Regions from separate parts of the Homo sapiens genome. Here region 2 is linked to region 1. A link is an interaction called in ENCODE POLR2A ChIA-PET data of the cell type or tissue named here. Cell type or tissue: K562. All regions are shown on one strand. Each heading gives the region's core, and the rest is flanking DNA. Links, peaks and the distances in the headings are about the cores only. Region 1 overlaps CACNA1S (calcium voltage-gated channel subunit alpha1 S). Region 2 has its middle 60 kb from the start of INAVA.

What was found. Peaks named below come from ENCODE experiments on the same cell type or tissue, not always from the same donor. Only the 100,000 strongest peaks of a DNase experiment are listed, where the experiment ranks them.
Region 2: POLR2A ChIA-PET joins it to region 1 with 5 read pairs; 2 of 35 experiments call an interaction of 5 or more read pairs at or near these places.

What each region holds. Positions count from the first base shown.
Region 1 is chr1:201,037,312-201,041,696 of GRCh38, reverse strand. CACNA1S (calcium voltage-gated channel subunit alpha1 S) reads left to right here. Exons shown (of 44, transcript NM_000069.3): 41 at 108-193; 42 at 984-1,075; 43 at 1,323-1,466; 44 at 1,615-2,185. The coding sequence ends at 1,866. Among named protein-coding and RNA genes, the nearest start is that of KIF21B, 16 kb to the right of the region's middle. In K562, for the core only: no CTCF peak of the experiment used is centred there; a DNase peak (open chromatin) is centred at 2,068.
Region 2 is chr1:200,952,598-200,956,982 of GRCh38, reverse strand. It overlaps the pseudogene MROH3P. Among named protein-coding and RNA genes, the nearest start is that of INAVA, 60 kb to the right of the region's middle. In K562, for the core only: no CTCF peak of the experiment used is centred there; no DNase peak of the experiment used is centred there; H3K27me3 peaks cover 2,548 bases.

The DNA.
Region 1 (4,385 bases), core at 77-4,076:
GGCCTTGTACAGGCTCTGAGGGAAAAGGATGTTTGGGGCCAGAGAGGCAGGGATGCCGAGAGAGCTAGCAGCCTTCTCTGGTTCACCCAGCCTTGCTTCCATTTCAGTGTCCACTATGAAAGGGAGTTCCCAGAAGAGACAGAGACGCCTGCTACCAGAGGACGAGCCCTTGGCCAACCCTGCAGGGTCCTGGGTCAGTCCCTTCTGTGCATCTAAGAAGCTTGAGTCTTCTCCCAGAGGAGTCCGGGAAGCCCCACTCTTTTCTTAGAGTCTGGGAACTTGGCTGGGAGGGCTGGCTTGGGAGCCTGTTACAATGGCAGTCATCTGGGCCCTGGAATGGGAAAACCATCAGGACCAGCTACTTGTCCAGGGGGGAAGCAGGGCACCATCTAGGTGGCTGAGTGAGGTGGAAGGGGGAAAGCCCATTCATGCTAAAGGGCCCTCTGCAGGCCTCCCAGGAAACTCACACAGCCCCCTACACCATCCCCAGCACAGGAGTCCCCACACCGCCCCAGGTCCCTGGAAGGGCAGCCCCTGGACACACTGACGTCTTGACTCTGGGGCCCTTCTGCAAATGATCTTGTAGTCTAGTATGTCCTAGACTGCTGTGTGACAGTAGGAGCCCCAAGGATGCTGGGGGCTAGTGGCAATAAGGATACTGCTGTGTTCCCCAACACACTTTCACTTTAATGTGCACACACCCAGGGACCACAGAGGACCAGCTTGGCCAGAGACTCTGGCCCTTATCCCCTCTCCCAAACCTTCAAGAACAGCGACCAGGGCCAGTAAAGTTGGGGCAGCCCTGCCTGGCCTGGAGTTGATTGGGCCTCATCATGTGTCCACCCTCTAAGACACCTTCTGCAGCCCTGAGAATCTCAGAGCTCTCACAGAGTGTGGCTAGCCAGCCAAGCGAGCCTCTGTTGACTCAGGGCTCCTGGCAGGAGTCAGCAGCCCCTCTTATCCTTGCCCCTTCTTGCATACAGGACCCCACAGCAAACCCTGTGTGGAGATGCTGAAGGGACTGCTGACCCAGAGGGCAATGCCCAGAGGCCAGGCACCTCCTGCCCCCTGCCAGGTAACAGTGGCAGAGGCCTGGGAGCAAACTCCATACAGAGACCCTGCCTGGCCTGATACTTGGAGTGGGATCATGGCAGGGGAAGGCTGTGGCAGCAATGTGTCCAACAGTACAGAAGGGACGGGATCCCTCCATCCTCCCCTTTCTGTGGATCTTGGTTGAGTTGCCCTCAGATGATCTGGAATTTTGCTCATTGGTGGGCTCCAGCACCCCTGTCGGGGTCTTTGCTTTTGTACCTTTGGAACAGTGCCCCAGGGTGGAGTCCTCCATGCCTGAGGACAGAAAGAGCTCCACACCAGGGTCTCTTCATGAGGAGACACCCCACAGCAGGAGCACCAGGGAGAATACTTCCAGGTGCTCAGCACCAGCTACAGCCCTGCTGATCCAAAAGGTGAGCCAGGGGCTGGGTCACAGCAGTGGCTGCATTGAGTGGTGGCCCTGTGATGGCCTGGCGTGGAGAGAGGGTAGGGCCAACAGAGGCAGGTCCCCAAATGTGGCTCCCCAGGAAGACCCCACTCAGCCTACTCTCCTCCCTGCAGGCTCTGGTTCGAGGGGGCCTGGGCACCTTGGCAGCTGATGCAAACTTCATCATGGCAACAGGCCAGGCCCTGGCAGATGCCTGCCAAATGGAACCAGAGGAAGTGGAGATCATGGCAACAGAGCTACTGAAAGGACGAGAGGCCCCAGAGGGCATGGCCAGCTCCCTGGGATGCCTGAACCTCGGGTCCTCCCTGGGCAGCCTCGACCAACACCAGGGCTCCCAGGAGACCCTTATTCCTCCAAGGCTGTGATGCCCACACAGCATCAGCATGGGCTTAGAGCTGGCATGACCAATGGGGGTGGGGAAGTTGCTGGGGTGGAGAAGGGCTAGCCCACCGCAGCAGCCTCCCTCCCTCTCAGCAGCTAGATGCATGGCCTGAGGCAGGGTGGTCAGGAACCACCTCAAAAAGTGCGGAGGAAGTAGCTGGACAGGCCCTGCCCCTCACCAGCAAGAGGCATGATTGGATGGAGCTTCTAATGTCATTCAAAAAGGCCTGGTCAGTGCCTGTCTGGCCTAGGGCCACTCCCACCTGCAGGACATTAAAATCTCCAGGCCTGTGACACTGGCAACTGGCCTCTGCTTGTCCAGTTTTTTGGACTCTTCTACACCTGTGTTTCCCCCTCCCCAGTCCCTTCCCCAGGAACCCTGCCCATGGGCTTGGGAGACTGGGCTGTGGAGAAAGACAGAGGGGCCATCTGGATTATTTTTCTGCATGAGGCAGAGAGGGACCTGTTGTGGGTTCTCCTGAAGTCCACAGCCAAGTCCACTGACTGGGACCAAGCAGCCCCAGAAAGGACTGGTGGTCTCAGAAGCAGCTGCACACCCCAGGTCACACCATGGCCAAACATCTTCGAAGCTACGACCATGTTGCATTGGCCAGAGTCCACTGCCAACACAGGCTCTCAGAGCCCTCAACTGCCCCCTGTTTATTGCCTTGAATATCAAAGATCTACATTCTCCAGGGCTCCTCTTAGCCACACCAAGTAACTATGAGTAACAGTAGCTACTATTTACCAAGTGCCTCCTGCGTGCCACCTACACACCTGCTCTCATGCCAGGGGCTGCAATACGTTGTTTACAAAGCACCTTCATGTACAATATTCATTTTATTGCCACCACAACCATGCAAAGTACATGTGAATTCCACGTTAAAAATGAAGGAATGGAGGCATGCAGAGGTGATGGGACAGCCCTGGGGTGCACAGCCAGAGGCAAGGTCAGGACTCTGCACCGGGCCCTCCATGTCCCCACAGCATCCTTCCCCCTTCACTGGACTCTTTGCTCTTCTCGCCATTCCATCATTAAGCCTGTGCCAAGCGCCTGCTCTGTGGCTGTTGCTATGGAAACCAAGCTGGCCTCCCCATGCAGCCTCCTAGCGAACCCCCAGTCGGCTTCTGGGCTTCTCAGCTGGGCCTAGGGTATCAGTCATGCAGGGCAGGGACGCTCGCACTCTTAATGCACTATACGTCCCTTCCCCCAGTCTCAACAGGGCCCCAATGCTTCCTAGTCCCTGTCAGTGCAGCAATCTCAACGCCCTTCTCTCCTGAAACCCCAACACCAGCAGCTAGCTTTGCTCCCTTCACACACACAAAAAAATATATAGAAGCTACCAGAAGGTTCCTCCCTCAGCTCCTGTCTCCACACTGATGAACCCACCTGTTTCTGCTGTCTCATTCTCCTCCTTCCCTTCTGACCCAGTGGAAGCCAGTTCTCTCCTGCCAGCTGCTCGGATTCTACCCCAGCCCTTATCCCCTCTCTCTGCCTCTCCACAGGCCCCTTCTAGCTGCATGGAACACATTCCAGGTGCCTCCCTCCTAGCAGCCTGACCCTGCAGCCATCCTATTTCCCTATTTCTGTCTCCCTCTCTGTTTTTCCATTCATCCATCCACCCATCCATCCATCATCCATCCATCCATCATCTATGATCTATCTTTTTTTTTTTTTTTTAGACAGAGTCTCACTCTGGTACCCAGGCTAGAGTGCAGTGGCATGAACTCAGCTCACTGCAACCTTCATCTCCTGGGTTCAAGTGATTCTCCTCCCTCAGCCTCCCGAGTAGCTGGGACTACAGGTGTGTGCCACCATGCCCAGCTAATTTTTGTATTTTTAGTAGAAACTGTGTTTTGCCATGTTGGCCAGGCTAGTCTTGAACTCCTGACCTCAAGTGATCCACCCACCTCAGCCTCCCAAAGTGCTGGGATTACAGGCGTGAGCCACCACTGCTGACTGAGGACCAAACTTCTTACCTGGGTGGTCTCCTTGTCCACATTTCTATTTCTCCTTCCATTCTCATTTCTCCTCTCTAGGCAATCCTCCTCTGCCCCATCGCTTCTCTGGAAACACGCTCACCAATGTCACCAACTATCTGGTTGCTAACCCAGTGGACTCTCACATCTTTACATTACTTGACTTCTAGGCAGCATGAGATACAATTTAGCCCGCTCCCTGCCTGAAAATCCCCCGAGTGTCAGATCTCCTGAATTTCCTCTTACCCCTCGAGTGTTCCAACTTGAAGCTTCCTTGGGAGTTCCCCCTTGGCCTGCCTACTTCTCAGGTAGACTCTGTCTCCTTGACCCTTTCTTCTCATGTAGTACACGTTCATATCTTAGTTGCATGTATGTGCCAGTAATTCCAAAATCCATATTTCTAGTCAAAATCTCCCCTAAACTCCAGGACTCTGTATCCTGTTCCTCCCAGACAACTCTGCATAGACATCTCACTTGTGCCTAATGCTCACCTTGTCCAGTGGTGGCCTCTTATCCTTTCCCC
Region 2 (4,385 bases), core at 68-4,067, 85 kb after region 1:
GAGTAGCTGGGACTACAGGCATGTGCCACCATGCCCACCTAATTTTTGTATTTTTTAGTTGAGATGGGGTTTCAGAATGTTGACCAGTCTGATCTTGAACTCCTGACCTCAGGTGATCCACCCGCCTTAGCCTCCCAAAGTGCTGGGATTACAGGCATGAGCCACCACAAACCTGGCCCCTTAAGCATTTTTTTTTTTTCCAGATGGAGTCTCACTCTGTCGCCCAGGCTGGAGTGCAGTGGCACGATCTCGGCTCACTGCAACCTCCACCTCCCGGGTTCAAGCGATTCTCCTGCCTCAGCCTCCCGAGCAGCTGGGACCACAGGCATGTGTCACCATACCTGGCTAATTTTGTATTTTTTGTAGAGAGGGGGGTGTCACCATGTTGGCCAGGCTGGTCTCGAACTCCTGACCTCAGGTGATTCACCCGCCTAACCTCCCAAAGTGCTGGGATTACAGGTGTGAGCCACCACGTCCAGCCGCATTAAGCATTTTTGATAAGGGAAACTGCAGGAGATAAAAGTAAGAAATGCACTCTGCCCTCAAAGATCCTAGCAATTCAGCTGGAGAGTCAAGACTTAGGTACATGAACGACCTAGTGAACATTTCAAGGCAATAACAATACTACACAAATTAAAAGCAAGTAAAAAATTATTATAAACAGGTGTTGATTCATCTAGGAAAAGATTGTGAAAGAGGTAGAACTTGGCCAGGTGTGGTGGCTCATGCCTGTAATCCCAGCACTTTGGGAGGCCGAGGTGGGCGGATCACCTGAGGTCAGGAGTTCGAGACCAGCATGGCCAATATGGTGAAAGCCCGTCTCTACTAAAAATAAAAAAATTAGCTGGGCATGGTGGCAGGCACCTGTAATCCCAACTACTCGGGAGGTTGAGGCAGGAGAATCGCTTGAACCCGGGAGGCGGAGGTTGCAGTGAGCCAAGATCATGCCATTGTACTCCAACCTGGGGGACAAGAGCGAAACTTTGTCTCCAAAAAAAATTTAAAAAAAAAAAAAAAGAAAGGTAAAACTTGAGCTGAACTTGAATAAAGAGAACTTCAATGAGCAGATGGGAGGGGAACGTAAACATGTGTGTGTTTAACGGGAAAAGGTGGGTATAGCAAAACAAGGGCGAAATGTAGGGATAAGCTAAGCGTAATGTAGTTGAGGGAAGGGCAACTGGGTGCTGGCCCGACTCCAGAGGAGGATCCCATTGGCAAGAAATGTTGGGCGTGGGAAATGTGTTGGGTTGACAGAAGGTCCTAGGAGGAGAGAGATCAGCATGTTATCTTTTGGAGTTGCTCTAGTCAACTGTGGCGGCTCACACCTGTAATCCCAACTACTCTGGAGGTTGAGGCAGGACAATCACTTAAAGCCAGGAGTTGGGGACCAGCCTGGGCAACATAGCGAGACTCCCTGTCTCTAAAAAAAAGTTAAAATAATTGCTTCAAGCACAGGTAATAAGGGTCTGGACTAGGCCAGGGTAGTGGGAATGGAGAAAGGATGACCCTGAAGAACACTGCAAAGCACGTATTAGTCAGATTTACTGACGTGCTGAAAAAGCAAAAGAGAAAAGTCAAAGACAGTCCCCTAGAATAGTAACTTTTTTAAAGGGAGGGGGAAAAAGGAGAATTATTAAGAAATCATTGTCGGCCAGGCGCAGTGGCTCACGCCTGTAATCCTAGCACTTTGGGAGGCCGAGGCAGACGGATCACCTGAGGTCGGGAGTTCGAGACCAGCCTGACCACCATAGAGAAACCCCATCTCTACTAAAAATACAAAATTAGCCGGGTGTGGTGGCACATGCCTGTAATCCCAGCTACTCAGGAGGCTGAGGCAGGAGGATCGCTTGAACCCAGGAGGTGGAGGTTGCAGTGAGCTGAGATCGTGTCATTGCACTCCAGCCTGGGCACCAAGAGCGAAACTCTGCCTCAACAAAAAACAAAAAACAAAAGAAAGAAAGAAAAAAGAAAAAGAAAGAAATCCTTGTAATGATCATTCAACAGCACTGGGGACTCCAGGCTCTGCTGGGTGATATCGAAAAGCGATGCTGACTCCTAGGCAGTCAGCCTTGGCTGCATGTTAGTGTCACTTGCAAAGCTATTAAAAATGCTGATTCTTGGACCCCACGTCACCCCCAAGATTCTGAGTTAATTGTACTGAGTTGGCACCCAAGTATTAGTGTAAGTTCTCCTGGAGATATGAATATGCATCCAGGGTTGAGAACTCCTGCTCTAAGTGCACATGCTTTGGAATGAACATGCCAGATGGACACCTTGAGTCTGCACAGGTAGGCTGGCTCAGACTTACACATATCAGTACATTCACCTGGATAAACCAGCCTGGCATGCACTCTGTTTAAAAATAGACTAGCATGCACGTGATGGAAAACATTGCAATGGAAAAACACATGTAGTCATGCAAATGGAAAATCAGAAGTTAAATTAGTCTTGTAGACAAGAAAAAGCCAAACAATTCAATAGGACAATGGGCAAAGGACATGGGAAGGAATTCACAGAAAGGCGAATCCAAATCACAGAATTATATGCGGAATGTTCAAAATCAGTAGAAGCCAGGGATATGCAAACCAGAGCAGCAATGAGATACTGCTTTACACCAAGTCTGTCCAACGCACGGCCCACAGGCCCCACGCAGCCCTGGACAGCTTTGAATGTGGCCCAACACAAATTTGTAAACTTTCTTAAAACATTATGAGGTTTTCGCGATTTTTTTTTTTTTTAGCTCATCACCTACCATTAGTGTTAGTGTATTTTATGCGTGGCCCAAGACAATTCTTCTTCCAATATGGCCCAGGGAAGCCAAAAGATTGGACACCCCTGCTTTATACCTGCCAGGAGGACAAACATCTAAAAAGAGTTAAGCTTTGTTGTTGGAAGAGATAGAGACACCGTTCTCTCACACTTCCCTGAGATAAATGTGAATTGTTAGTGCTTCTTTGGAAAACAATCTGTCAACATCTATTATGTGTGTGTGATTATTTGAGCATGCAGAAGGGTACGTACTTGGTTGCTTGCATCTGAGATACTTGGGAGATGAAGAGGTGGAGGTGTAGACGTAATGTGGTAGGAGGGGAGAAGGCAAAAGTAGAAGAGAAAAAAAAAGACTGCACTTCAAAACTCAGTTTGTGGACCACTTGAGGTCAGAAGTTGAGACCAGCCTGGTCAACATGGCAAAACCCTGTCTCTACTAAAAATACAAAAATTAGCCAGGCGTGGTGGCAGGCATCTGTAATCCCAGCTGCTCAGGAGGCTGAGAAAGGAGAATCACTTGAACCCGGAAGGTGGAAGTTGCAGTGAGCCAAGATCATGCCACTGCACTCCAGCCTGGGCAACAGAGCAATACTCCTTCTCAAAAATAAATAATAAATAAATAGGCTGGGCATAGTGGCTCACACCTGTAATCCCAACACTTTGGGAGGCTGAGGCGGGTGGATCACCTGAGGTCAGGAGTTTGAGACCAGCCTGGCCAACAGTGAAACCCCGTCTTTACTAAAAATACAAAAAATTAGCTGGGTGTGGTGGCAGGCGCCTGCAATCCCAGCTACTCAGGAGGCTGTGGCAGGAGAATTGCTTGAACCCGGGAGGTGGAGGTCGCAGTGAGCTGAGGTTGCGCCATTACACTCCAACTTGGGCAACAAGAGCAAAACTCCATCTCAAAAAATAAAATAAAATAAAAAAATAATCAGTTTGCATGGTTTAATTTACTTATTCGTATTATATGTGTATATAGATTATTTTAAATAACATTTATTGCTTGATGACTTGTGATATAGAAAATATCTTTTAAATAATAAAATAACATTTAAAAAGGCAAAATTCAATCAGATACATTTAAAATATATGTACTTGCTTTAGTGTGCATGTATGCATGCACATATGAATGTACATTTGGCAAAGAAGTCTTCATTAACATCTCAGCAGTTTTCATCTGTCTTTGATTGGCAGTCAGGCAGATCCACCACCCTAATTTACCCTCTAGTTGAGTAAGTAACTTCTTAAATTCTCTGAGCCTCACTTTCGTGCTCTACAAAATAGAGGTAAATAACACCCTTTTCACAGAATTAGAGAGAATTAAAATAACAGAGCTCTGCTGTTTCTTGAGTACACTGAAGAAAAGCATACGACCTTTTCTGTTTTAAACGTTTCTACTTGTGATCATCTCAAGGAAATGAATAAAGATAATGAAGCAACAAACAGGGAGTGACAAAGGCTGTGAAATATTAGAAAGCTTTCTTAGCCATGGTCTCTCACTTAACAGATCTTGACTTACTTACTTAGCTGGTACCTAAAACCCCATTGGCTTTCCACTTTAGAATCTACTGCTTCTCTCTCTGATTGCTAAGAATGGGGTTCACCCATCTCGCTAC